2 separate regions of the Homo sapiens genome follow, and region 1 is linked to region 2. A link is a loop called in an ENCODE intact Hi-C map of the cell type or tissue named here. Cell type or tissue: K562. All regions are shown on one strand. Each heading gives the region's core, and the rest is flanking DNA. Links, peaks and the distances in the headings are about the cores only.

What was found. Hi-C counts contacts between places; a loop is a spot of excess contacts. Peaks named below come from ENCODE experiments on the same cell type or tissue, not always from the same donor. Only the 100,000 strongest peaks of a DNase experiment are listed, where the experiment ranks them.
Region 1: it touches region 2 in a loop (3-fold over the local background); 11 of 110 quality-filtered maps call a loop at or near these places.

What each region holds. Positions count from the first base shown.
Region 1 is chr10:77,962,021-77,975,741 of GRCh38, reverse strand. It overlaps POLR3A (RNA polymerase III subunit A), which reads left to right. Exons shown (of 31, transcript NM_007055.4): 31 at 1-593. Among named protein-coding and RNA genes, the nearest start is that of DLG5-AS1, 42 kb to the right of the region's middle. RefSeq lists enhancers at 4,197-4,491, 4,124-4,634. In K562, for the core only: a CTCF peak has its summit at 1,146 (motif pointing right); a DNase peak (open chromatin) is centred at 1,131.
Region 2 is chr10:77,882,722-77,898,661 of GRCh38, reverse strand. The region is part of intron 1 of DLG5 (discs large MAGUK scaffold protein 5); the gene reads left to right. It overlaps LOC101929347 (a long non-coding RNA gene), which reads right to left and starts at 7,269. Exons shown (of 5, transcript XR_007062208.1): 1 at 7,182-7,269; 2 at 5,716-5,848; 3 at 5,351-5,530; 4 at 4,605-4,690. RefSeq lists enhancers at 6,164-6,837, 8,188-8,863. In K562, for the core only: a CTCF peak has its summit at 8,390; DNase peaks (open chromatin) are centred at 8,371 and 9,111.

The sequences.
Region 1 (13,721 bases), core at 1-2,500, 84 kb before region 2:
AGAATTGAATCATAGGAGTGAACTCCGGCACCTGTTGTCTTCTGCGGGTGACGCACACTTTAAATGGAAGAGAGGTTGTGGCTATAACTTGTGGCTGGGAATAATAAAGATGGCACCGCCAAGGAGCCTCACCTTGCGTGAGTGAGTACTCAGTTGGGCGCTGCAGGGTCTGGAGTCTGTGTGAGACGTGTGTGATTGTGATGGGTGCGAATCAGCGTATAGCACTTGAGAACAAGGCAGACCTTGGAGCAGAATGGTTATGTGAAGGATCACATCACCCATGGGTAGGGGGGGAAGTCATACGTCCTGGAGGTGCTGGTCCTCCTCCTGGAACTGCCAGCCTTGCTAGGACTATCAACATCAACAGCATTGCCTGGTAAACCCTACTGTTTGTGCTCCCCACTGTGTCCCATGACTGGTGTTAAAATTCTCCCTACTTTGATCATCTGCCCTGCCCAGGCCTTGGGCTTTATGCCAGCACAGAGCTCAAAGGCCAGGTAGCAGCACATCCTCAAGCATGAGAGCTCAAAGGGTTACATTTGAGTCTCTGTACCTGCTTGGAAGAAATAAAAATACGTGTGAATTCCATCTCATCCATGAATAGTTACAAATTCTTGACTAGCATTCTGTCCAGTTCTTTGCCATTTTTACGTCTTTTTTACAAGGGAGATTAAAATAGCTCCTGACTCAGTTACAGCTCCCTGCAGTGTTCAGCACTTTAGGGGTGGGAGAGACATTCTGGAGTCCTTCAGTATATATATGTGTCAGTTAAACTATGGTGCCGTGTTTCTATTTCAGGGTTTATCCATGTGTATTCCCATTGATTCATGTCTGATTGAACCTGGCATTGTATGTTTACTTTTCTTGATTTTTGCTGTCTGTTGGCAGACCTCTTTATTTTTCAGCCAAAACCCAAGAGAGGAAATATTTGCGTTACCTAAAACTATAGCAGAATCATCCTTATGGGTTGTGAAAAAGGACGTTGGCCTTGTATGAGTTCTAACTCCTAGAATGAGAACCAACCCCCGTCAGGAGCTCACCTCTTCGGGTGCTGGAGGTCAACAGTGAATGCCCCAGTTACCCCCACCCCTGTGACTTAGAAATGTAGGAAATAAAGTGCCCTCTGAGATGCAGCTAATCCAGTCCCAGTAGGAGGCGCTGAAAGGACTCAAGTCTGGAGTCTGAAGGGCCGTCTGGCCAGGATCAGGTGCATAGCTTAACTTTTATTCATTCAACAAAGATTTAAGGCTTGCTACTTCCAAGGCACTGTTCTAGGTATTAGGGGTGCAGCAGTAAACACAATAGGTGAATCAGATGTTAATACATCTGGCCAGGCACGGTGGTTCACGCCTGTAATTCCAGCACTTTGGGAGGCCGAGGCGAGTGGATCACCTGAGGTCAGGAGTTGGAGACCAGCCTGGCCAACATGGTGAAACCCCGTCTCTACTAAAAATAGAAAAATTAGCTGGGTGTGGTGGCACGTGCCTGTAATCCCAGCTACTGGGGAGGCTGAGGTAGGAGAATTGCTTGAACCAAGGAGACAGAGGTTGCAGTGAGCCGAGATCACACCATTGCACTCCAGCCTGGGAGACAGAGCGAGACTCCATCTCAGAAAAAAAAAAAAAAAAAAAAAAAAAGATGTTAATACATCTAAAAGGAATTCCACAGAAGCGGGTGAAGCAAAAAGGCTCAGGTTCAGTGTGCAGAAGTGTGTCCAGCACACTCTGGGGTGGAAGCTGCAGATCAAGGGATTGTGCTCCCGTGGGCACATCAGGCCCACCAGGGTAAAGAAAGGTCCTTCTGTGGCTGCAGCCCTCTGGTTCCAACCCCTCCCACAGGGCCTCTCATGACACTAATTTGGCCTCCTTACCTTAGGCTTGGATTCTGGGGAGTGTGCCCTGAGCGAGGACACAAGCCTGCAGTCACTGGGAAACGTTGCCACCATCCTTTCCTCAACCTACTGGCAGTGTTAGCGTGTGAACATTTGAATCCATTAATATTTGCTACACTTCTGCTCTGTGCCAGGCAGTGCACTAGGCCCTTGGGGAAGGTCCCTGCATGAATGGAGCTTACCATCTGGTCAGGGTCATCTTGTTAAGAGCCTGAGTTCTACAATCAGTGTCAGGATTTAAATCCCAACTCCCCCTTTCTTTTTTTTATTTTTATAATTTTTTTTTTTATTTTAAATAGAGACAGGTCTTGCTATATGTTGCCCAGCTGGTCTCGAACACCTGGGCTCAAGCAATCCTCTCAAAGTGCTGGGATTACAGGCGTGAGCCGCCATGCCCAGCGTCAATTCTCCCTTTCCATCTGGTGCACATGAACAAATTACTTAACCTCTCCTTGCCTCACTTTACTCATTTATAAGCTAGGAATACTGTTTAGTAGTGTTTGACTCATTGGGTCATTGTGAGTTTTAAACGTGATTACACATAAAAAGGTCTTAGTACAGTGCCTGGCACATAATACACATTAAATGTTTGCAATTATTAATACAGTGACTTTTTTTTTTACTGAAAAACATGGTCTGTGAATTCACAACTAAAAACCAATCCCCTGGCTCTCTTTATTTGACCCTAAGTGGAGCTTGGTGGACTTGGGATCCAGCCTCCCTAGACATAATGACTACCCAGCTGTCTGCTCAATCAGTAGGTCGTGGGAAGTATTTTACATGGGGGGGGAGAAGGGTTCGGGAAGGGGATGGATGTGGCCACTGTGTGGTTGAGGGCTTGAACACTTTAATGCAGGCCATAAGGTAAGCGTGATCTCATTTTAGAGTCACAGGTAGTAAGACCAGAATAATTCAGACAGGCAGGTTTTTTTGTAGAGGTATGGATGTTGACAACAGCTATGTATTTAGATTATGTAAGAAGGTATCCCATAAGGGAGAACTTAACATTTTTCTCTCTCTTTAAAAGAATATATTAGGGCCGGGCACAGTGGCTCATGCCTATAATCCCAACACTTTGGGAGGCTGAGGCTGGTGGATCATTTGAGGTCAGGAGTTTAAGACCAGCCTGGCCAACATGGTGAAACCCCGTCTCTACTAAAAATACAAAAATTAGCCGGGTACTAGTGGTACACACCTGTAATCCCAGCTACTCAGGAGGCTGAGGCAGGAGAATCACTTGATCCTGGGAGGCAGAGGTTGTGATGAGCCAAGATCACGCCACTGTACTTCAGTATGGGTAACAGAGTGAGACCCTGTTAAAAAAAAAAAAAAAAGAAGAAGAAGAAGAATGGAACAGAAAATGGGTATGACAAGGACAGAGGTAGGAAGTGACCCTATGTTTTTTGTTTGTTTGTTTTCCCAGACAGGTTCATGCTCTGTCGCCCAGGCTGGAGTAGAGTGGCGTGATGATCTCGGGTCGCTGCAACCTCTTCACCTCCCAGGCTCAAGCAGTCCTTCCCATCTCAGCCTCCAGAGCGAGTAGGACTACAGGCACATTGCCCAGCTAATTTTTCTTTCTTTTTTTTTTTTTTTTTTTTTGGTAGAGATGGGGTTTCACCATGTTGCCCAGGCTTCACTCTGTTCTATTGTACCTTTCTAATTTTGTACCTTCTGAAGGTCTTGCCAGTTTTTGTTTTTTTTTTTAATCAATACCTAGCAGCCTGGGCAACATGGCAAAACCCCATCTCTACAAAAAATACAAAAAAATTAACTGGGCATCATGGCTCACATCTGTGGTCCCAGCTGAGGTGGGAGGATCAATTGAGCCCAGGAGGTGGAGGCTGCAGTGAGCCAAGATCCACTGCATTCCGGCCTGGGCAACACAGTGAGACCCTGTCTCAAAAAAATAAATCAACAGCTGATGGTAAAGAAATCCAGTCATCTTGGAGCAGACCCTGTCCGGGAAGGTACTTGAGTGTTCTCAAGGTAGTTGAGTGGTCCCTTCCAGTGATAGCAACGTAAGGCTGGTAGGCACCAGTCACCAGTTAGGACAAGGTGACCAAAAAATGCAAGTCAACAAGCCTGAAATACATAGGATTTTCTTTTCTGACATGAAAAGTCCACAGTAGGCATTCCAAGGCTGATACGACAGTTCACCAAGTTGTCGGGGAGGGACCCAGGCCCCTCCCAGCCTTCTGCTACACCACCCCTCCACCATTCCTCATGGTTCAATGTGGCTGCTGAGGTTCTAGGCATTCCAGCCAGGAGAAGGGGAAAGAGACATAGCACTTCCCTTTAAGGAAAGTTCCCAAAAGTTACTTGACACTTCTGTTTACATCCCATGAGCCAGAACTTACGTAGCCAAACCCAGCTCCAGAGAGGCTGGAAAATGTTTGGACTCTGGGTGGCCATGTGCCTAGCTAAAAATAGACGCCTCTGTTAGCAAAGAAAGAGGGGGAGGGCCACAGGAAGTGGAGGATGATCGTATCTCTGCCTCTGATGGGCAGGACCTTTCTTTTTTTCTTTTTTGGCTTGACAAAGGTCAGAATATCCCCCTAATCCCTCAGAAAAAAGAGACTGAGACCCTGATCCCTTCATTCTCCCTTTTCCTTTCCCCTTCTTGCAAATTTCATGCTTGAGTTACGGTGGGGTTTTTTTGTTTTGTTTTGTTTTAAATATATAAACTGACATTTAAATTAGATCACATTCCCTTTGCAGGCTGTTTAAAATGTTTCAGGGCTGATGGAAAATGTGACTGTCAAACATTCATTCAACAAATAACACTTTTTTGACCCCCTACTATATCCTGGCGCCAATACCAGGTCCTGGGTTTAGAATGATGAGCAATATTCCTATGGCTCTTTTCCTTGTGGAATTAATCTAGTCACAGCACTGTCCAGCAGTACTGTAGTATATAGTAATATAGATGACAGTAATTATGTAAGTCATATGTAATTTGTTTTTGTTTTTGTTTTTGAGATGGAGTCTTGATCTGTTGCCCAGGCTAGAGTGCAGTGGCGCAGTCTTGGCTCACTGCAACCTCCACCTCCTGGGTTCAAGCAATTTTCCTGTCTCAGCCACCCAAGTAGCTGGCAGTACAGGCACACGCCACTATGCCCAGCTAATTTTTTCATATTTTTAGTAGAGATGGGGTTTCACCATATTGGTCAGACTGGTCTTGAACTCCTGACCTCACGTGATCCACCCACCTCGGCCTCCCAAAGTACTGGGATTACAGGTGTGAGCCACCACTCCTGGCCCATATGTAATTTTAAATCTAGTATTGGCCAGGTATGGTAGCTCACGTCTGTAATCCCAGCACTTTGGGAGGCTGAGGCAGGAGTACTGCTTGAATCCAGGAGTTTGAGACCATCCTGAGCAACATGTCAAAACCCTGTCTTTACAAAGAATACAAAACATTATCCAGGCATGGTGGCACGCACTTGTAATCCCAGCTACTTGGGAGGCTGAGGTGGGAGGATCACCTGAGCCTAGGGAGAAAAAATGAGAAATTAATTTTAACAATGCATTTTATTTAACCCAACGTACCCAAAATGTCATTTCAACATGTAATCAATATAAAAATGACTGAGATATTTTACACTCTTATTTTCATACTAAGTTTTCCAATTCCAGTGTCTATTTTACACTTAGCACATAGCGAGTTTCACATGCTCAGTAGCCACATAGCCTAGGGGTTGGCCATTCAGCTCCTCCATTTACTCTCCAAGAACTTTCCAGTAAATGCTTCCTGGGGCTTAGGCTAACCAGAAATGATTTTCTATTTCCTGCTAGCCTGGCCCCAACCCTGAGACCTGTATGAAGGTGGATAGTCCACACTCAGAAAAGAGAAGCAGGATGGTAGTCATGGAAGCTGGAATCTGCCAAGGAGTATGGAACAACTCACCAGCCAAATGAACTCGTCCTAAAAATATGGATCTAATTTTTTTAAAAAAGAAAAGGCCAAGTGCAGTGGCTCACACCCATAATCCCAGCATCCCAGCACTTGGGAGGCCGAGGTAGATGGATCACTTGAGGTCAGGAGTTCGAGATCAGCCTGGCCAACATGGTGACACCCCATCTCTACTAAAGATACAAAAATTAGCCAGGCATGGTGGCATGTGCCTGTAGTCCCAGCTACTCGGGAGGCTGAAGCATGAGAATCGCTTGGACCTGGGAGGCAGAGGCTGCGGTGAGCCAAAATTGCGCCAATGCACTCCAGCCTGGGTGACAGAAGAAGACCCTGTTTCAGGGGGAAAAAAAAGAAAAAGAAAGGAAAGGGAAAAAACATGAAGAGAGCCCAGTGTATCCAGACCCGAGTCTCATCACCTTCTCAGGAAGCTTTTTGGGTTGTCCAGGCCTTAAGTAGGCCTGTGCTTCCAAACTTCATTTCTGGGAGGAGTGCCAGTGGGCTGGGGAAGTCGGAGGCTAGAAGAAGCCTGTTCTTGTACCTTGCAGTCTGTTCCACCACCGAGGAACAGGCCTGACCCGAGTGGCCTGCAGTAAAGCTCCGAGTCAGGGAGCATGGTATAATCACCTGACACTGGTGTTACAGGTAAATCACAATCTCTCCCCATAGACAACATGATCTTCCTCATGTACAAGATAAGCTACTTATTCAGTAAGACAGCACTCAGGGAAGTATGAATTTGCAGATCTGGTGATAAATCCACTGGTCTGGCAGAAATGGACCTGGACTGGGATAGCCATGACTCCAGTTCTAGCCACCTTTCTGCCTGCCATTAGCGGCATTGCCTTCGGCAGGCTGCCTCCCTTCTGCATCTGTTTCCCAGTCTATATAGTGGAGATTAAAGTCTCAGCCATGCATTTCTGCTTCCAAGCATCCGTGAGGCATCTAGAAGCTGGAAAGCTTTGTACATCGCTTAGGCAGAACACGCGGAGGGAGCTGGTCACTGCTGATGGAGTCTCAAGTATTGGCTAGCTCCTTCCATACCTCACCCTCTTACCTTTCAGGAATTGTCCTGGGACCTGAAGCTGAGCCCCAAGACGGTGCCTGGGACCCCCCCCCAACCCGGCCCTGGTGTCAGTGTGTGCCACAGCTTACCCTGCTGTTCTCTAGGCCCCTTCCCTAATACTGAAACTACTGTCTAACCTGGGTGGTTTTTTTTTTTTTGCATTTTGGAGGGGGGATGGGGAGAGGGGGGACAGTTTTGTTCTTTTTGCCCAGGCTGGAGTGCAATGGCATGATCTCAGCTCACTGCAACCTCTGCCTCCTGGGTTCAAATGATTCTCCTGCCTCAGCCTCCTAAGTAGCTGAGATTACAGGCACACACCACCATGCCCGGCTAATTTTGGTATTTTTAGTAGAAATGGGGTTTCACCATGTTGGCCAGGCTGGTCTCGAACTCCTGACCTCAGGTGATCCACCCACCTTGGCATCCCAAAATGCTGGAATTACAGGCATGAAGCACTGCGCCCGGCCATGGATGTTTTGTTTTGCTAATTGTCTGCCTCTCGCTGGTCGAATATAAGCTCCATGAGGACAGGGGTTTTGTTTTTTAATTCACTGCTGTATTCCCAATGCTTAGCACACAGTGCCTGGCACATAGTAGCCACTTTAAACACATCGGTCAAATAAATGAATATATGAAGGAGTGGATTCCATCTTAAATTCCCTTTTAGAATTTGACGTCAAGGAGGAGTGAGGGCCTTGGAGCCCAGCAGGCCTGGAGTGGAATCCCTGCTTGGTTACTGCATAGCTCCAAGTTGCCCCCATCCTGATCAGAGTTAAGATGTCCTGCTGGCTGCAGGGTCTCCCTATTTAAGGACTGCACAAGCATAACTGCCTGTTGTCCTCCCACCACTTCACAAAAGGCTCAATTCCAATTTTGCCCAAAGAGGGCCCCTCACAGGGCCAGACCAAGGGCATCGGGCTCTGACCACCATCTCCCACCTCCCCACATTTTCTGCCTTCGGGCCTGGGCCCCAACCCTGGCCCCAAACACAAGAGCCAGAGCCAAACACGTCTAGCATATACCACCACGGGTGATTTATTTAAGGGTCTCCAAATAATCGCTTAAGTGTCACCATGGCAACCTGAAGAGTTGCCATGGAGATTGGAGCAGGAAACGTCCCCATGGAGACCCCTGGGAGACGCTCTAGGAAATCATTACCAGGTGGAGGGGGCTTGGGAAGGGGGAGCTGGACAAATAAGGGAGGCCCACGGTTTGTGTGCTGCCACAAGAAGGGGGGTTGAAGGGGCAAAGTGGGAAAGACCAGCTTAGAAAAGCAGGCAAGTTAATGATCTCCAACTCTAAGGTCCCATGTGATAAATAACTTCCATTATATCCATAGAAGAGATCTGACAGAAAAGACAAGAGTCTGGTGGTAATGGTGGCCCCCAGGACGGGGTTGGAGAAAGAGGTTTCTTTTTCACGTTATACTCCTTTGTACTATTTGACTTTCTTTTATCATAGGCACTTAAATAGTAATTATTCCAAAATTAAATAAGTTATTTACTTACTATATTAAATATTTTATATGCTCAAAACAACCCCATAGGGTAGGTATCATCTCCATTATATGGATGAGGAAACTGCTGTTCAGAAAGGTTCAGAAAGTGGCCCACAAGGCCGGCAGTGGCGGCTCATGCCTGTAATCCCAGCACTTTGGAAGGCCAAGGCGGGAGGATCACTGGAGCCCAGGAGTTCAAGATAAGCCTGAGCAACAGAGTGAGACCCTGTCTCTACAAAAATATTTAAAAATTAGCTGGAGGTGGTGCACACCTATAATCCCGACTACTCAGGAAGCTGAGCTGGGAAGATTACTCGAGCCCAGGAGGTCAAGGCTGCAGTGAACCATAATCTCAACACTGCACTTCAGCCTGGGTGACAGAGTGTGACCCTGTCTCGAAAGAAGAAAGGAAAGAAAGGGAAGAAAAGGAAGGAAGGAAGGGAGGGAGGGAGGGAGGGAGGGAGGGAGGGCACAGTCATGGCGACAGTCTAGAATCAAACCCAGAGCTCCTTGTCCCCTGTGCAAGCATGGATTCTCTGGTCTCAACCCAGCTCTGCCACTAACATGCCAGGCACCATTAATTAAGTAACCCACATCCCTCTGGGCCTCAGTTTCCTCACCTGTCAGATAGTTTAGCAGTTTGGACTGGATGAAGATGAAGGTCTCTCTAGCTTGACATCCTGAGTTCACGAAGGGTTCCTCTCAGCACCATGGAGAATCACAGCTGTAGGTGGGGGGTGGGGAGTAGGGAGTGTGGTGACAGGGAGGAAAGGGGCGTGACAGCACCCCTCAGGGAACTTGAGAAACCTCTGGATTCTCCCTTTGCAGAGAGTATAAGAGAAGCAGGGAAGGTGAGCCACCAGGAAAGTGTGCATCAAAACCACACTGGAGCCAGGCAAGGTGGTTCCCACCTGTTATCCCAGCACTTTGGGAGGCTGAGGCAGGGGGATCACTTGAGCCCAGGAGTTTGAGGTTACAGTGAGCTAAGATTGTGCCACTGCACCACCAGCCTAGGCAACAGAGGGAGACCCTCTTTAAAAAAAAATTTTTTTTTTTTTTGAGACAGATTCTCACTCTGTCACCAGGCTGGAGTGCAGTGGCACGATCTCAGCTCTTTGCAACCTCCGCCTCCCAGGTTCAAGCAATTCTCCTGCCTCGGCCTCCCGGGTAGCTGGGACTACAGGCGTGCGCCACCACACCCAGCTAATTTTTGTATTTTTAGTGAAGACGGGTTTTCATCATATTGGCCAGGATGGTCTCGATCTCTTGACCTCGTGATCCACCTGCCTCGGCCTCCCAAAGCGCTGGGATTAGAGCTGTGAGCCACTGAGCCTGGCCTAAAAATTTTTTTTAAACATTTTTTTCAAATAAAAAAATTCGCTGGGTGTAGTGGTGTGCACCTGTAGTCTCAGCTACTCGGGAGGCTGAAGCAGGAGAATAACTTGAACCCGAGAGGTGGAGGTTGCAGTAAGCCAAGATTGCACTCCAGTCTGGGTGACAGAATAAGACCCTGTCTCAAAAAACAAAAAATAAAAATTTCAGCCTGGACAACATGGTGAAACCCTGTCTCTATTAAAAATTAGCCAGGCGTGGTGGTGCACACCTGTAGTTCCACCTACTTGGGAGGCTGAGGTAGGAGGATCAGTGCCTGGGAGGTCAAGGCTGCAGTGAGCCGAGATCGTGCCACTGCACTCCAACCTGGGCAACAGAGAGCCTGTCTCAAAAAACAGAATAGAAAAAAGAAATTTTTTTTGAAAAACACATGGCTGATGCCGGGCGCGGTGGCTTACACTTGTAATCTCAGTGAGTCAAGATTGCATCATTGCACTCCATCCTGGGTGACAAGAGTGAAATTCTGTCTCAAAAAGAAAACACCCACACACAATGAGATACCTCCTCACGGCCACTGGGATGGCTGGAATAAAAAGATGAACAATTACAAGTATTTGCAAGGATGTGGAGAAATCAGAACCCTCCTACACTGCTGGTAGGAATGTCAAATGGGGCAGCCACTTTGAGACACAGTTTGGCAGTTCCTCAAAAAATTAAACATATGGACACCACATGACCCGGCCATTCCTCTCTTAGCTAGTAGACACCCAAGACAAATGAAAATATACCTCCACACGAAAGCTGGCACGAAAATGTCCATAGCAGCATTATCCGTAGTACCCAAAAATGGAATCTCCCCAAAAGTCTATCAACTGATGAATGGATAAACAAAATGTGATCTGTCCATACAACGAAATATTATTCAATCATAGAAAGGAATGAAGTTCTGATACATGCTACAACATGGATGAACTCTGAAAACATACTATGTGAATGAAGCCAGTCATAGAAGACCACACAGGATCACATAGTAAATGATTCCATTCATATGGAATGTCCAGAATAGGGAAATTGAAAGCAACAGAGAGTAGATTATTGGTTGCCTAGGGTTGGGGGAGAGGAGAAATCAGGGTGAGAGAACAGCTAAGGCAGTGGTCTCCAACCTTTTTGCACCAGGGACTGGTTTCATGGAAGACAATTTTTCCACAGACTGCTGGAGGATGGGAGGTAGTTTCCAGATGATTCAAGTGCATAACAGTTTATTGTGCACTTTATTTATATTATTATTACATTGTAATATATAATGAAATAATTATACAACTCACCATAATGTAGAATCAGTGGGAGCCCTGAGCTTGTTTTCCTGCAACTAGACGGTCCCATCTAGGGGGTTTGGGAGACAGGGATACCCTAAGTGTGTTGCTTATGCCCAGTCTACTCCATAATCTCATTTTGGTTCACTGAGGAAAACCCTGCTTCACAAGGATAGGATGTTGGAAACGGAAGCAGGCTTTTCAGTGTTTTTCTGGCAGTCTCAGGACATTCTGCCTTGACTTTAATCCAGAACGTACAGAGACTTGAAGTTGTCTCAAAGATACTTTCAAGGCAGCTGTGCAACTGAAGTACATTGACTCACTTGCCACCATAAAACCTGCCACCAGATTCAGCTTAATTTTCCCTTGCCACTCACTGATGGGGATTTGATATGGGTCTGCAAGCAATTGATTTATGATGGTCTCTGTGCAGGCAAACTTCTCTGCTAACATTCATCTGTATTTGCAGCCACTCCCCAGGGCAAGCATCACCGCCTCAGCTTCACCTCAGATCATCAGGCATTAGATTTTCATAAGGGGCACAACCTACATCCCTCGCATGCGCAGTTCACAATAGCGTTCATGGTTCTATGAGACTTGAATGCCACTGCTGATCTGACAGGAGGTGGAGCTCAGGTGGTAATACGAGCAATGCAGAGTGACTGTAAACACAGATGAAGCTTCACTCGCTTGCCCACTGCTCACCTTCTGCTGTGCGGCCAGGTTCCTAACAGGCTGGGCTGTGGACCATTACTCTTACCAGTCTGTGGCCCAGGAGTTGGGGACCCCTGAGCTAAGGAGTTTCTTCTTAGGGTGATGAAAATGTTCTAAAACTGACTGTGGTGATAGATATACAATTATGCAAATATGCTAAAAGCCAGTGAATTGTACAATTTAAATGGGTGAATTGTATACTATGTGAATTATGTCTCAATAAAGATGTTTAAAAAGGAGAGAGGGATGGCACTGACCCAGGGCCACATAACCACTGAGTAGCCACCCCAAGTGCCCTGCCCCTGCCTATCCTTTTACTTTTCTGCTCTTGTTAAGGGGGACCAGAAGACTCTCCGTGGGGCAGCCTTGAAGACTGATTCTAAAATGAACGGGGGCTGGGCGCAGTGGCTCCCAGCACTTTGGGAGGCTGAGGCAGGAGGTTCACAGGTCAGGAGCTCAAGATCAGTCTGGCCAATATGGTTGAAACCGCATCTCTACTAAAAATACACAAAAATTAGCCAGGTATGGTGGCGCACACCTGTAGTCCCAGCTACTCGGGAGACTGAGGCAGGAGAATCACTTGAACTCGGGAGGCAGAGGTTGCAGTGAGCCAAGGTTGCACCACTGCACTCACTCCAGCCTGGGTGACAGAGCGAGACTCCATCTCAAAAAATAAAAATAAATAAATAAAAATAAAAAATAAAATAAAATGAACGGGTAGTCAGGCATGGTGGTGTGCACACGTAGTCCTAGCTACTTGAGAGGCTGGGGTGGGAGCATTGTTCAAGCCCAGAAGCTCAAGGCCACAGAGATCCATGATCACACCACAGCACTTTAGTCTGAGCAACAGAGTGAGACCCTGTCTCTCAAAAAAAAATTAAAAATAAAAATGAACTGGTGCCAGGTGATAGGGTCCCTCCCCACAATTCCCTTCTGCCAGAGCAGCGTTCTTTAACAGACTGGGCTGCCTCAAGATTTCACTTAGGAAAAGGGGTGCCCTGCCAGAGGAAAAGAAATGCAAAGGTTTGAAAGCCACTGACAGAGAAAGGGTTAAAAAATGATGGCAAAGGGATTCAGAACCTAGGCTTTGTCTTTGTATTAAGCATGTCTTTATTCTGATGTTTGACATCTTGGGGCTTTGCTGACCCTAGAGAAACTGCCCCTCCCATGGCTAGAGATGGTAAGGGACTCACTTGTGAGCATGCCTTTTGTATACCAACCAACCAATCCAGAGTCTATTTTCCAACTATTCCCTTTACAGGGCCCTTCCAGGGTTCTCACGCTCCAGGCCACTATTCCCCAGCCCTTACACCCCACTGACAAGCCCACTGAAATTATTCACAGTAGCCAATTCTAGGCCTGCTTCCTACCCTGCCTCGACCATTCCTTCCCTCAGAAACACAGCAAATGCTCCTGCCTACATTTTCCCCTCCCTGACTCTGCCTTCTGACCACCCTGAGGCCTCCACTCCTGGCCCTGCCTGGTATGACCCGCCCTCTCTACTTGGGAACTGTGAGTAACAATTATTCTTTCGATAGCAATCAGATCCTGATCTCCTGGCCTCACCATATGTGAATATAAATAAGATCTACATTTGAAAGCCGGCTACATGCTCCCTAGGCTTCAAACTTGCAAACTCTAGGCCCAGCGCAGGAGCTCATGCCTGTAATCCCGGCAGTTTGGGAGGCCCAGGTGGGAGGAGAACTTGAGCCTAGGAGTTTGAGACCAGCCTCGGCAACCCAAGGAGACCCCATCTCTACAAAAAAAAAATTTTTTTAATTAACAGGGTGTGAGGCCAGGTGCGATGGCTCACACCTGTAATCCCGGCACTTTTGAAGGCTGAGGCAGATGGATAATTTGAGGTCAGGAGTTCAAGACCAGCTTGGCCAACATGGTGAAACCCTGTCTCTACTAAAAATACAAAAAAATTAGCCAGGTGTGGTGGCACGTGCCTGTAATCCCAGCTACTCAGGAGGCTGAGGCAGGAGAATTGCTTG
Region 2 (15,940 bases), core at 6,919-9,418:
CGGGGCCCAGCCGCGTGACTCGTGTGCCGTCAGGAGCTGCTCCTGCGCTGGTGCCAGGTGGTGTCATTGGGGTTCGGATTAAAAGATAACTCTATTGGCAGGAGGAGGCAGGCCTTTTCTGGCTTTAATAGCCAAGCCCACAGCCTGCGCCATGCAGCATCTCCCAGCCCCTGCTCCCATGTGCCTCTGCCTCTCCTTTTGCTCCCTGTGTGCCCGGAGGGCTGGCAGGGGACCCGTCCTCAGATTGTGCTGCTAGCACTGTCTCCCCTACCTTGTCCCCAGCTCCCCTCTGTGGAGAGGTTTTTAAATCCTACGAGCAATTCAGGATTTGCTTCCCTTTTTCTCTCTCCTTCTCCAAGAAAAGTGAAGTCCCAGGGAACTGCAGAGTCCACGTGTGGTAGAGGGTGGAGATGTGGAAACAGAATCCAGGTCTTTGGGGAGGCCAGGTTGATGGGGACATGCAGGGCTGCTTTGGCCTAAGCGTGGTGGCCAAGTGAGCCATGTGCCACTTGGTCACCTGCGCTGATGGAGAAGGCTGTTCTGGCTCCTGGGAGGAAGGTGCTTGTGGTAGCAGCAGCTACCCTGAGGCCAAAGCTTCCTTGAAGCCATGCTGGTCTTGAGTAGTGTTTGGTGGTCCCACACTCCTGAATGGGCAATCACAGGACTTCGGAGGGTCTCTGGGGAGCCTCAGGGGCTATGCTATCTATGGGAAAGGAGATAGAACCTGCCTGGAAATTCTACCACTCTCCAGTGACACAGAGACAAGGGGACCAGAATATTTGGATAGAATATTTTCAAACTTCATCATGTCTCCTGTGTTTGTATAGGCCCTCATTTTGGGAACCACATCCTTTTTTTTTTCTTTAATTCTACCACTAAGAAATTATATGATAGATCTTTTTCTTTTTCCTCTCTTTTCTTTTGTCTCTTTCCTATCTCCCCCTTTCCCCTTCTCTCCCTTTCCCCCCTCCCCCTCTCCTTCTCTTTCTCTTTCTCTCTTTGTAGAAATAGGGTCTCACTATGTTGCCCAGGCTGGTCTTGAACTCCTGGGCTTAGGTTATTGACCCACCTCGGTCTCCCAAAGTGCTGGGCTTACAGGCATGAGCCAACCAGATTTTTTCTTCAAGTGTTATTTTTATCTGTTTGCCTAAACATTAGTTTATTAAGAGGAAAGATTCTCTTAGGATATTTTCCCTTTTGGGGTACATGAAACATGGCAGCAGTAGCACAACATTACTCACTTGTTTTTAAATCAATTGTTAAATAGCAAAAATTATTTATTTATTTATTTATTTATTTATTTTTGGAGATGGAGTCTCTCTCTGTTGCCCAGGCTGGAGTGCAGTGGCGCAGTCTCCACTCACTGCAACCTTCGCCTCCCAGGTTCAAGCTATTCTCCCGCCTCAGCCTCCTGAGTAGCTGGGTTTACAGGCATGCACCACTACATCCAGCTAATTTTTGTATTTTTAGTAGAGATGGGGTTTCACCATGTTGGCCAGACTGGTCTTGAACTCCTGACCTCAGGTGATCTGCCCGCCTCAGCCTCCCAAAGTGTTGGGATTATAGGTGTGAGCCACCATGCCTGGCTTTTTAATTTTTTGATGCCTATTTTTTTTTCCTGCAGTAAGCAACAAATATTTTATAGAATTATTTGGGCAGTGGGATTATTTTTCTTCGAATTTTCTGTTTTAAACATTTTAATGATACTTTCTTTCTCTGACATTTTGTTTTGAAAATGTTCAGATCCATCAAAGAATGGAAGGGAAAGTACGATAAACACTTGTTTAGTCGTCACCGAGACTCACCAGTGGTTAACAGCTTGCCATATTTGCTTTTTTTTTTGAGATGGAATTTCACTCTTGTGGCCCAGGCTGGAGTGCAATGGTGTGATCTCAGCTCACTGCAACCTCTGCCTCCTGGGTTCAAGCGATTCTCCTGCCTCAGCCTCTCGTCACCATGCCCGGCAAATTTTTTTGTATTTTTAGTAGAAACAGGGTTTCACCATATTTGCTGGGCTGGTCTCGAACTCCTGACCTCAGTGATCCACCCCCCCTTGGCCTCCCAAAGTGCTGGGATTACAGGAGTGAGCTACTGCGCCTGGGCCATATTTGCTTTTTTACTTTCTCACTCTGCAGATGTATCCATATAAAACTTGTTTTCCTGATTCATTTGGAAAAAAGTTGTGGACATCAGGACAGTTTACCCCTAAACCTTGAAGTATGCACAAACCAGTACATATTCCTACATGACACACCACCATTATTAGACCCAAGAACCTCAGCACTGATGCAATTATATCCTCTAGTCTATAGTTCTTCTTAAATCTCTCTAATTGCCCTATACCTGCCTTTTATAGATTTTTTAAAAATCTAGGCTCTGAAGAAACATGTTGCAACTGGTTGTTATGCTAACGTTATACTAGCCAAATAAAATCTGGATTATCCATGGTTGACAGATCTTTGTTAGAACACGTTGTTATGATATAGACATTTACACTCACTACTATTTTTTTTTTTTGAGACACAGTCTCCTGGAGTGCTGTGGCGGGATCTTGGCTCACTGCAAACTTTGCCTCTTGGGTTCAAGCAATTCTTGTGCCTCAGCCTCCTGAGTAGCTGGGATTACAGGCGTGCATCACCACGCCTGGCTAATTTTTGTTCTGAAGGTGTTCAGAGCTAAGGAGGCCAGTGACCCCACATCAAAAGGGGAAAGGAGAGAATAAGTTTCTGAGCTTTGTAAAAGATGCTACTGGTTTTTCTCTGTTTTATGTCAAATAACCTGTAACACTCCTGGCAGTGGTACATTTGAGCCCTGGGTAGAGATGGGGTTTCACCATGTTGGCCAGGCTGGTCTTGAACTCCTGACCTCAAGTGATCCGCCTGCCTCGGCCTCCCAAAGTGTTGGGATTACAGGCGTGAGCCACCGCGCCCAGCCTACGCTGACTACTGATATCCCCAGGATAGCCTTAGAATTCTTGAAACTTGGGAGGGGACTGGGAGATCTGGGGACATCTGCTATCCTTTTTTTACAGAATCTGTGGTCTGAACAGCTGAGGGACTTCTCCAGTGTCCCTGAATTGAGGTTTGCTTCTGTGTTCTGAATTTCTTCACTTACAAAATCTGACACCTTCAAGTCTGGACATTTTAAACTGTCCTGCCAAATTCTTTTCTATACTCAGGGCTCAAATGTACCATTGCCAGGAGTGTTACAGGTTATTTGACATAAAACAGAGAAAAACCAGTAGCATCTTTTACAAAGCTCAGAAACTTTTTCTCTCTTTTCCCCTTTTGATGTGGGGTCACTGGCCTCCTTAGCTCTGAACACCTTCAGAACATCAGCTAGGGTCACTGCAGACCAAAGCACAGCCAGAGGAGAAGGGAAATCCTGGGGAGGAAGGAGAAGGGGCGTGAGTAGTGAAACGGCATTGGCGGGGACAGGGTGGAGGAAGAGATGTATGATGGGCCAGGGCAGTGCTGCCCTGCGGGTGAGGGTCTGTCAGCTGAGTGCCTGCTGTGAGCCTCCCATGGGAAGCAGCCTGGGGCTGCAGAGTGAGCCCTGATGGACTTGGTCAGACTGGGGTTAAGTCCAGCAGTGTGACCTGCTCATCACTTTTCTTCCCTGAACCCATGTCCACCTCTCATAAGGTTGTATCGAAGTTCCAAGAAGAAAAGCAGAGCGAGTGCTTTGAAAGGACATAGGAAGGAAGGTGGCCCTGCCCCTCAAGACCGCTGTGCTGGGGTCTTGGCAAACCCCTTGCCCCTGGAACAGAGACCGGTACAAGACCTCTGGAGTGGATAGTGCCAGCTAGGGGAGGGCAGAGTGAGGAAAGGCCTTGTTCCCCAGGAGGAAGAGAGGTGCTGAGCTAGCAGCGAGGGCTTCTTGGAGGAGGTGAGATTTGAGTTTTTCTGGATGGGCAGAGGTGGGGAAGGGGTACGCTGGGAATCAGGGAGCAGAAAAGGTTGGGCTGCTTTGGGCAGTAGAACTCCTTGCCCATCCAGAAGATCCTAAAATAGACCAGCAGAGAGAGGGCTGCTTCCATCCTCTGTGTTTAAAAGAAAGGGTTACTTGGGATTCTGAGCTGTTCTTCCTACCCCATCAAAAAAAAAAAAAAAAAAAAAGCTTTATTCTTTGCTGACAATAAAGCATGCACATTCATGTAGAAAATTTAATTAATGAAGAAGAAAAAGAAAAGCACACAAAATCCCAGAGGCAACCCTATTAACATTGTGCTGGGGAAAAATAGAACTTTTCTTGTCTGGCAAGTGTGCTAGGTGTTATCTCATTTTAGCCTCACAAAAATCCTGGGAGGTGGGTACTTTGCTTACCCCTGTTTTAGGGGCAAGGAGAGTGAGGTGCAGACAGAGGCACAGAGTGGTTAAAGAACTTGCCCTGAGTCACACAGCTAGTCAGTGGGTAAGCTGGGATTCCCAGGCAGGCAGTTGGGCTCCAGAGCTCACACAGGTAGCCCCTCTGCAATCCTGACCCCCCTTGTAGATACCTTGCTGTTTTTGTATGTGCACGTGCAGCCTCTCACACACACAGGCTAGGGTTCAGATTCTGAGTAGGCGATAGAGATCTAAAACCACCAGGCAGTAGAAACGCACCATCTTCCACCCACAGCTTCCTATGTGAGGCCTTCCATTGGTGGCTTGGAGTTTGGGAACGGAGGTTTTGTCCACTGGCTCTGGTTCTGAGGGACAGAAAAATCAGTCCACCTGTGGGAAGGCCCCATGCGGGCCACGCGCCGGGTAGGGAGACAGTAGGGAGTGGAGAAGAGGACTCAGCTCTGGGAAGGGTTCAGGCCCAGGGAGTAGGGGGTCAAAAACTGCTGTCCCTTCCCCCATCCCCCATTGATCCAGTTTCCTCCAGGGAGAATTAGAAAACCAGGTAATGGTGTCTGCACTGACTTCTAGTCCACAGGCCGTTGGCTATGTTTTGGTTACTTTTTGCTGGTCCGTTTGAACTACTTTGGACTTATGTCATTCTGCCCCCAAGCACGGGACCGTCCAGAGCAGATGCTTCCCTATGGCATTCAGGGACTGACTATGGACTTGGCAAGTCACAGCCCAGCACTGCTGCCCATTGATACACAAGATTGGCAGGTGCTGCTGTCTGGGGCGGGCAGGGACTCCTGGAGCCCTTTGCCGTGCCCCCAACCCCTTGGCCTGGCAGGGCCACTGGAGGACAGACACTATCGATGGCCTCTCTCGACCTTGTTTTCTCTTCAGTAAAGTGGGGCTGAGATGTCTGTTCTCATTACCTAACAGGGTTATGGAGGAGTAAATGGGCTGGTGGATAAGGAAAATGTGGCAGCATTACTGGGTGGGGGCAGGGGGTCCCCAGTGAATACCTTTGTCCCCTGACAGTCCCGCTTAAGTATACATTGTGTATTAGGTCTTCAGTGCACTTTCACCTCCTTCTCTCTCTCCTTCCTTGCTGAGACACTGGTGGGTAGGTAAGGTGACGTTTCCTTCTCTCTCTCCTTCCTTGCTGAGACACTGGTGGGTAGGTAAGGTGACGTTTATTTGTCCTGCAATCAAGAATGGAAGAAACTGAGCTTCAGAGAGGGGCTGCTCTGGTGGTCAAATGGCTAGCACGCCAATGCCAATGCCAGAGGCAGGGCTGGGACTAGGCTTGGCTCCCAACCTGGGGGTGCCCTGTCCCTGCACACACAGCATACTGGCCTTGCCATTCTCCCAGTGACCCAGTACCTACTGCGTTTAGTCTGAGAGGACAGCAGGAAGCCAGTGTTCCAGATTCAGCTTTGTTTGTCCTTGGCTGGTGGCCGCCTCTCTGGTTGTTCATTTATTCAGCAATCCTTTATTTTCATTTTAAAAACTTGATTACCCTTTAAAATGGACAAATACTGTATATATTTATCATGTACACGTATTGTTTTGAAATTCAGCAATCCTTTATTGGGTGTCTCCTGGCTGCCTGGCCCTGTGAGGGAAGCTAGGGCAGCAGAGATGAAGGTACCACCCTGGTCTCCAGGAATTCACTGTCTGGTGTGCGAGGTGTCTTGTAAACAGTCATTGGCAATATAGTACACAGGTGCAGTGTCCAAGGGGAGCAGGCTGGGGCCCTGGGAACACAGAGGCCTCAGTTTCCCCATCTGTCAAATGGGGCACTGGACTACTTTATCTTTGGGGTCCCTTCTGTTGTTGACATTCTGTGACTCTTCCTGATAACTGTGCTGTCTTACAAGTAAGAACACATCTAGTGTCAACCAAAATTTTATGATGAAAGTGCTCCCAAGTCAGATACAGAGGGAGGAGGCTGTTGCATTCCATACATGTACCTTTTCACAAACAAGTCCTCACTTTCTAATGGGCCACCTACATTTGTTTTGCATGGCCAGGCAGTGTTTTTCTCACAGGTTGCTTGACTAATGGCTGTGTGCCTGTGCCAAAAGGCTGCTTATGGGTCACGAGGTAGGGAGGGATTGAGGGCACGTGTCAGATGTGCTACTGCGATCAGAGCCAGGACTGGGTGCGATTCCATTAGCTGGGGCATCCCGGGAAGCTGGGGCATCCCAGGAAGCTGTGCCATCCCATGTTCCTAATGCCTTGTTTGGCCTGTGGGTGTGTCCGTCCTCCCGAGTCTGGGACTTGTGGGGACCATAAATGCAGATGATGAGGGCAGGGTGCTGTGATCCCTGGGGGCCTGTGTCTCTGAGCCAACCTGCAGAAAGAGGCAGGGTCGAGTCTGAGAGAGGGGCAGGGCTGGGGACAGCCAGATCCCTGAGGGTTCCCCCTTTCTGGGCCTTGTGCTAGGGGACTCATTCAAAGTTATACAGCCAGCAAGCAGCAGAGCCGGATGGCTCCGGAGTCAGTGTTCCCGCATGCAGAATGTGAGCTTTTCAGCACACCAGCCCTCAGCCACCTGCTGTGGGAGAAAGTGTTTGAGATGAAGTGCTGAGGGGCTGCATTTTCAGTAGGATCCAGCGACCTTTTTTTGTGATGTCCTGTGGGAGTGATGTGTAGCGGGGTTGGAGGGAATGTGGCTTTTGGGAATGAGCTGAGCTGAATTGTTGCTTTCTTCTCGTGTGTGTGTGTGTGTGTGTGTGTGTGTGTGTGTGTGTGTGTCTGTTGGGGGACAGAGGTGAGCTCACCAGCCTATGAATAATGAGCTGTGTGAGGTGACAGCTGCTCACAGAACAAAGAGACATGGAGACTCACCACCTTCCCTCCTTTGTTAAGTCCTTACTGTGTCCCAGTCACTGCTGCAGTCTGTGAGATGCAGAGATAAACCAAAGCCTCATCCTTGAGAAGTCCTCAGCAGGACCACATCTGCAGTTTGCAGTTTGCAGGCCCAGTGCAAAATGAAAATTGGGAGCTCCTTGCGGCACATAAATCATTGAGGATTTCACGATGGCAACAGCAGAGTGCGAAGCCAATTGTGAGCCTTGTGAGACTGCACAAGGTCACACATCCATGAAACCACCCTGACCCCAGCCTCATAGGTGAAGCCAGGCCTAGTAGACATCAGCTAGAACCATAGGGAGGCATGCATAGGGAGATAGGGGAGCAGGTCATTCCTGGGTAGGGGGATCTGGGAAACTCCTCGGAGAGGTCTCATTTGAGCTGGGCCTGAAGGGTCGGTTGGGATGTTGGTAGAGGCAGTAGTGATGGTGGAATCAGAAAACTGAATGGGAACACCTGGGAATGGGCTGGGTGTGATAAGCAAGTGGCACTATAGTCTGGCCAGAAGTGTGGGTGGTAGAAGGGGGAGCCCTGGGAGGGTGTGGACAGGTTAGGCTGGGCCCATGGAGACCCTCCAGTGCCAGCTTCCAGGCAGGTTTTATTCTGCGGCTGGAGAGCTGGGGACTCCTGGAAGCTCAGAGATGGTACAGGGCTGGGCTCTGGGAAGCTCCCTCTGGAGGTGGCACTCGCTGATATTCCAGTAGCTCAGAATAACTACTCCAGCGCTACCTTGAGACATCCAAGTGTAAAGCATAATTATTTACAGGCATGCGCCACTATGCCCAGCTAATTTTGTATTTTTAGTAGAGATGGGGTTTCTCCATGTTGGTCAGGCTGGTATTGAACTCCCGACCTCAGGTGATCTGCATGCCTCGGCCTCCCAAAGTGTTGGGATTACAGGCGTGAACCACCGTGCCCGGCCGTAAAGTGTAATTATTGACCTCATCCTCTGTGTGCCATTATAGAGGAGGAATCAGAGGTGCAGAGAGGTATTATGTACCTTGCCCGTGGTGGTAAATGGCAAACCTGGGACCCTAGAGACCCAAGGTGAATCGTGGGGTGGATGAGATGAGTTGAGCTATGAGAGGTGTGGCCACATCGTGGCAGTGGAGAGGAAGTGACGAGCACAAGAGGCTTGGAGGTAGGACAGGTAGACCTTGGCTGCTGATGGGCTCAAGAGCGCCCTCCAGCTGAAGACATCCTGCTGCAGCTCAGCATCCGTGTTGGCAGGGGCATCCCTCTTTGAGAAGCTGCTTGCCGTTCTCATTGGTAAATCCTGCTAGCTGTTGTCTATAGGTTTTTGGCCCCAATCTGCCTCTAAGTTTCCCCTTTTCCTCATCACCACCTTTTGGGCATGTTGTATTTTTTTTCTTCTTGCAACTCTTGGTTCTTCCCTGCCTTCCACATTTGTTGTGGCTTTGTGCTGAGTACAGTGGTTCAGGTATGGTCAGAGCAGCTGGGGTAGATGGAACTGACTTCAGTATATCTCAGTGGATGCTCTTGGCTTTGGGATCTTCTGCACTTTTGGGATGCTCACCATCTCTGGCTCCCACCTACAGTGCCCCTCCCTATCATTGTGTCCACCGTACCATGTCTCCACACATTTCCAAATACTTCCTAGGATGGTTGTCAACCACTGGCTCAATTCTCAGATTACTCCTGGGATAGGTTCTAGCCTCCTCCTTGTAACACCTTTTCTTTTCTTGCCCTCCAATGTCAGAGGGTGCAGTGCTTAGCATAAAGATACGGAGGCAGATGAAGTAGCCTGTGACCCTGCCTAACCCCTTCTTGGGTCTGGAACCTGCATTCTGTCCATTCTCCCAGCCTAGCAGGTGACCTGCTGGAGCTCAGTAACTCGACACCGCCTTGCTAATTGTCTGCTGAGGTCACAGTGAGCTCTTGTCACCGCCCATCCAGCAGGACCACAGTCCCCGACTGGGTTGACTGGTTCAGCCACTGTTCTGGACACTCATGGGAAACAAGTGGCCTTTGTCATGAGCTGGTGGACAGAGTGCGCTGTCAGCACGGGTGAGGGCTGGATACCCAGAGTTTTTGGGGAAGGCTGCACCCAGGGCAGCCAGCTCAGAGCTGGGAGGCCCAGAACAGACCTCATTTTCTCTGATAATGGGGAGCACAGAGTTGCAGAGACTTTTTTTTTTTTTTTTCCCTAGTGACTTGTGTCAACAGACTTCATTGGTTCTGCTTGGCAGAGGCCTGGGAGGTTACCTGTGGGCTTGTGAGGCCTGGGAGTTTACCTGTGGGCTTGTGAGGCCTGGGAGGTTACCTGTGGGCTTGTGAAGCCTGGGAGGTTACCTGTGGGCTTGTGAGGCCTGGGAGGTTACCTGTGGGCTTGTGAGGCCTGGGAGGTTACCTGTGGGCTTGTGAGGCCTGGGAGGTTACCTGTGGGCTTGTGAGGCCTGGGAGGTTACCTGTGGGCTTGTGAGGCCTGGGAGGTTACCTGTGGGCTTCACAGCCAGGTGTTCATCTTATCCACTGAAATGCAAACACCTAGGGGGAATGGAGACGTTTGGAGATTTGAATGTTTCAGTTTGGGCAGTTCTTCTTCAGTTATCTTGATGGGGGTGTCTTCGTCACTACCCCTCAAACACACACACAACCCACATATAAAAGACCACACATCTTAAAAGAGCTTGGAAAATATTAGTTGACTTGGTTTAATGCATAAAGCTTGAGAGGAACATGTACATATTAACGGGGTTTGGGATGGTCCTTAATGGGTGTCCTTTCCCGAGGATTCCATTTGCTTGGCACACGGTGTTGGTGCGCAGGTGGATTTGGGCGCATTCCTATCTGTCTTTTGAGACTATCTTAAGAGGCTCCAGTGAATGGACTTATAATGAAAAAGCGAGTGGCCCTTTAAAATGATTCCAGAAGAGTCAGTACCATTGCCTAAAACTATGTCGCAAAGCTCCGCCTGATGAATATTAACACATTTAACCCCTTCTTACCTAATCCTATTCATATGGGAATTCTGCTGTCTTCTGTCATCATGGTTTTTTGCACATTCTTTGCTACCATTTTCCTCTCCAGGACCTTGTAGGTCACCCGAGGGAAGAGGTGCTGACACAGACTGGGCTGTCCACGCAGGGGCTGCAGGAGAGGTGGGGAGCAGAGCCAGCCAAGGTCTTTCCTCTGAGGCTGCTGCCCAGGAGGAGGCCAGGCACATAAGTTCCTGCCGCACTTTGCCTCCTAGTAATTCATTCTGCTCTCCCTGCACTTTGCATTTGCTCTGTTCTCTGGTGCTCCCCAACAGCCCTCCCCGCCCACCTCTCATCTTTGATGTAGTCACCATGGACAAAAAGCTCTCAAAATGAAAGAACAAGTTGTAGGCTCAGAATGTTTGCCCCCGAGGAAAACGCATGTTTGCACAAAATCCTGTCTGACAGTTTCCATTTAAACTAAGAAGTTGGGAGCCCAGCAGGCCCTAGGAAATATGAAAATTGCTGCTTTGTTGGGCTGCATGATGATGGCAGCTCGGTGTGGAACTCTCTCTGCCATGAGAGATCTGAGTTTTTCAGATGAAAATCGCCGGCTGGCTGTAGGCACGGCTGCTGCTGCTGTGAGCACACACAAAGGCGTGTGGCTCTGGAGCCTGTTTGTCTGTCCCTCAAGGTCTCTTCTTTGTTTTTCTGAAATGTGATGAAATGGAACGTGACTTTAAAAATAGATATTTTCTGGAGATGGCCTGGCTGGGATCTCTGGCCTCAGCAGCCTTACTTCTGCCCCATGAATCTCTTATCTCATCTCAGCTGATGGGACATTGGCAAGGGCAGCTTGTATTTTTTTTGTTTGTTTTTATTCTTAGTAGCCTTTCCAAATATATTCCTTTTGATCACTTCTTTCTTTCCACACAGGCTACAGATTCAATAGAAACTCTTAACCGTGTTAGCTTTTTTCTCTTTAATATTAATTTTTTTTTCTGACTACCAAAGCAACAGTGCTTATTTAAAAAATAAAAGAAAGAAAAAGTTTCAAAAACTACAGATGATAGCAAGTCAGTGTTCCCCTGAAGTGTCTGCTGGGGGCCTGAGGCTGGGAAAGAAGGCACAGTGGGCTCAGACAGTGTTCATCCAGGTGGGGTAGGACTGCAGCTGCTGAGTGGGCCCAGGACGGATGGCAGAGAGGACTGAGGACTCAGGCAGCTCAGGAGCAGTTACAGGCAAAGGGCTGGGAGGTGGGTGCATCTGGTCATTGACTTTCTAGCTGAATGATCTTGGGTTAGTTCCTTGATCTTGGAGAGCCTTGGGGTTCTTGTCTGTAAAATGGGGCTAACAGCAATACGTTTGTCCTGGGGGCTGAAGTTTTAAGTGAGATAGTGTATGTGGGTGATGTCTGTATTGGAAGGGCCTGCACAGAGCATGGGTAAATGGTTGCAACTGTATTAGTTTGCTAAGGCTGCCATACAGAGTATCACAGACCAGGAAGCTTAAACAACAGACATGGATTATCTCACAGTTCTGGAGGCTGGAAGTCCAAGGTCAGGGCGTCAGATGGGCAGGTTTCTTCTGAAGCTTCTTTCCTTAGCTTGCAGATGGCCATGTTCTCCGTGCAGTTCTTCATGCAGTTCTCCTTCTGTGCATGTCTGTGTCCTGATCTCTTGTTATAAGGATGCCAGTCATTTTGGATTAGGGCCCACCCTCATGGCCTCATATTAACTTTATTACATCTTTAAAGACCTTATCTTCCAATACAGTCATATTTTGAGGAACTGCAGAAGGGGTTAGGGCTTTAACATATGGATTTTGGGGGAATACACTTCAGCCCATAAGAGCAGCATTACTGGCAGGGCGCGTTGGCTCACGCCTATAATCCCAGCACTTTGGGAGGCCAAAGCAGGCAGATCACTTGAGGTCAGGAGTTCAAGACCAGACTGACCAACATAGTGACACCCCATCTCTACTAAAAATACAAAAAATTAGCCAGGCCTGGTGGTGTGTGCCTGTAATCCCAGCTACTCGGGAGGTTGAGGCGAACCTGGGAGGTGGAGGTTGCAGTGAGCTGAGATCTAGCCTGGGTGACAGAGCGAGACTCTGTCTCCAAAAAAAAAAAAAGCAACATTACTACTCTCACACGGTTCTCTAGTGACAACGGTACCCTAAGGGGGCAAGCATTTCTGGCTGAGGGTCAGTGGCAGTGTTCAGGAAGCTCAGAGGGCAGGAAGCCCAGGGTGCGTGTGCAGACCCTGGTGGTATTCCCCAACTGAGCCACTCACCAGAGACTCTGAGCAGCATCTTAAAAGCCTGGAATGCTGGAGGTGCTGATTCCTGGGGATAGGAAGGGGTCCTGAGACATTTTTGGTTTTTATTTTTATTTTTTTCCAGCATTTTTAAAGAGCAGCTTGGATGATTCTGATGAACAGCCAGGCTGGGAGCCATTGGCCAGAAGCTCTGTTGACCGACTGCCCCTCTCTGTTGGCTCTCACAGCCTGCACAGGGTGTCCAGGTGCTTATCTGGGGGGACCTTTCTCTACCTAGGGATTCCTGCACTCTTGCCTTCGCTGGAGGGCACTTCCTTCATCCCCTTCCTCCTCTCATCCTGCTCATCAGAGTTGTGGGCTTGTTTCACTCCTGGCACTGGCACCAGCTTGCTGTGTGACCTGGCTCAGTCACGCCCCCTCTGAACACCTGTAGGATGTCAGGGCTGGACGGTAGAGGGGATGCCCCTTAAACTATGAGAGGGCTGAAGTCTGACTAGAAAATGCAGATTCAACTCTTACTCTTCACACTTTCACTAAGCATTTGCCTTGCTCAGGGGGCAGGGAGAGTAGAGCAGCCATAGTGGTGCAGGCTGGAGGGTCCCAGTCCATTGAGATGAGACTGCCTGCAGAGCTCCCTGCAAATGGCCAGAGGGTCAGGAGCTGCAGGAGGCTGGAATCTTTGGGGGCTGGCACACTTTGATTCCATTTGCTGTACTCCAGGGTCGTGGATGTGGATTTTGGTTTTTTTCTCTTTGCACAAGATAGTGAATGAAATATTTTCCCTCGTTACTCAAGATCAACTTTTCTGAGCATTGCCCACGTGTGAAAGATAATCTACATCCCTTTATGCATTTGAAATCCTTCTGTGATCTCCTCTTCCATTTTCTGTGGTTGACTTGGGGCAATTTGAAGGCATTGTGTGTCCAGATTTTGCTTGGAGTGTTTTAGGGGGAGCTCCTCTTTCTGCATTTAAACAAAGAGTAGCATGGGCCTGTTTTCTGAGCGTAGGCATCTAAGAATGGGCTCATGCTCTAGCTGAGGGCCCATGTGAGCACTTGAATGTACTGAGATGACAGGTGTGGAATGGGTCATGATGAAAGCTTGCTATAGGGTTTTAGGGCGAAGAATGCTTGTGCTGTTTTATCTTTATTTGTGGGGGGATAGGAGGTGACAGCCTGAGTGTATAGTACCCAAAGTCTCATTTAAAAGCTCACTCCTGCTCTGGGTGTGACAAAGGTGAGCGTTGGATACCTCAGTGGATGTCTGCAGGTAAGTGTGTGCAGCGTCCTTTCTGTAAAACATTGGAAAGAGTCCCAGCAGTTTCAGGAATGGACTTCTGAAGTCCGCCATTTCCAAAATGCACACCGAGTACTGTGAAAATGAGGGTGAACCCTCCTGGACGGTGTTACTTTATCGGAGAGGAAGCATGTTTGGAACATCTGAGGGCCCGTCTTGGATTGGAGGATCATCTGCTTTGGGCAGGGCTGCCCAGAGCGCCTCTGATAGCCAAACTCTCAGACTTTCTGTTTCTCGGGGCCTCAAAAGAAGTCGATGGAAAAAAGATAATTGTCCTTTTATTTTTCCCTGAGCGCTCCTTGAGTCACAGTCATTTAAAGGATGTCAGAGACACAGATTAGATTGCAGAGTTTAATTCCAATCAGTAATTAATTACGGGAAGCCTGCTAAGTGCCGACCACCATGAACCATGTCTCTGGAGGTGGACAGGTCTGTAGAAACAATGTGCTCCGGGGATGAGATACTCTTGCCCGACTTGCCCAAGGCAGACGTTGCTGATCCACTGTGGGGTCCTTTCCCAGTGAGCTGAGGTATGGCTTTAGGCACAGTACTCAGGCAGGCGGTGTGATGCATGGCTGCTCTTTCAAGATGCACCTTGTGCCTTTTCTGGTCTTATCCAAGCCCTTCAATTCTCAGATGGAGAAACAGGGCCAATCAATTGCCTGCTTAATTGACTCCATGCATAGCATCTTTGACCTCCAAATGACCAGATCAGAAGTTTCTTTGCTTCCGAGTCCTCCCTAGCATTTGGTGTGGCAGACCAACCCCTCCAGGCTCCCTCCACCCCATTGCCTTCTAGGATGCATCATTCTCTTGCTCCTCCTACCCCTGCTCCAAGTGATCTTTCTATGTCTTTTCCAGAAACTCATTTTTTCCTCCTGTCTTCACAGGAAGTATTTCCCCAGATTCTGAACTTTATATACACTTAGAACAATGTTACTTCAGGCCAGGCGTGATGGCTCACGCCTGTAATCCCAGAACTTTGGGAGGCTGAGGTGGGTGAATCCCCTGAGGTCAGGAGTTTGAGACCAGCCTGGCCTACATGGCAAAACACTGTCTCTCCTAAAAATACAAAAAATTAGCCAACTTCTGGTGGCAGGTACCTGTAATCCCAGTTACTTGGGAGGCTGAGTCAGGAGAATTGCTTGAACCCAGAAGGGGGAGGTTGCAGTGAGCTGAGATCACACCACTGCACTCCAGCCTGGGCAACAGAGGGAGACTCCGTCTCAAAAAAAAAAAAAAAAAAAAAAAGAACAATGTTACTTCATAGTCACTGTTTAGGGGGTCCATAGATCCAGCCCTCTCCTCTGTTTTTTCTTTTTCTTTCCCAATGACATTGTTCAAATTGAGTCTTATGTTTTTTTCTAACCCAGGGGCTTCACATTACCAATTAGTGACTCTGGGCTTGTCACTCACATCCTGCAGGCTCAATGGTGTGACTCTGGAGTGGACTGTGTTAGCCTGAAACTTTCTCTGTGGTGCCACATTCCAGTTTCTGAGTGTCAGCAGGCTGTCTTCACAGGGATTTTCTTTAGTGCATTCTACCTGATGGATTTCAACGATCTCATTCCTCCTCCTTTAATCCTCTGCCTCTGTTAACTGTGTCACCTTCTGGGATGCCCCAACCACAAACCTCAGCACCATCCTCCATTCTTCCCTACCTGTGGTCTTGGGCCCTCTCCCTACCCGTACCCCATGACCAGTAGTTAAGGGCAGCTCTTGTGGGAACATCCTAACTGTTCTCTCAGCTTCCAGGCTCTCCCTGCTTCCATCCTTCCAGTTCACAGTTGCTGGAGACAGGTTCCTGAAGCTCATACCTGCTTGCTTATTCCTGTGTTCAAAAACCCTGGGCATTCTTGAACTCCAAGGCCCAGAAGCTGGAGCTTTCACCCATAGTAATGAAAGTCAGCGTAGAATTGCGTGAAACTAGGTGAGGTGTGGTCCACCCTGAGGGCCCAGAGATTTTGGACACCTCTAATGGAGAGAAATGGAGGTGAAGCTCTTGGGTGTTTTTTTTTTTTTTCTTTGAGACATTGTTTCGCTGGAGTGCACCCAGGCTGGAGTGCAGTGGAGTGATCTCGGCCCACTGCAACCTCTGTTTCCCAGGTTCTCGTGCCTCACCCTCCCGAGTAGCTGGCATTACAGACGTGCACCACCACACCAGGCTGACTTTTTTTTTTTTTGTATTTTTTTAGTAGAGACGAGGTTTCACCATGTTGGC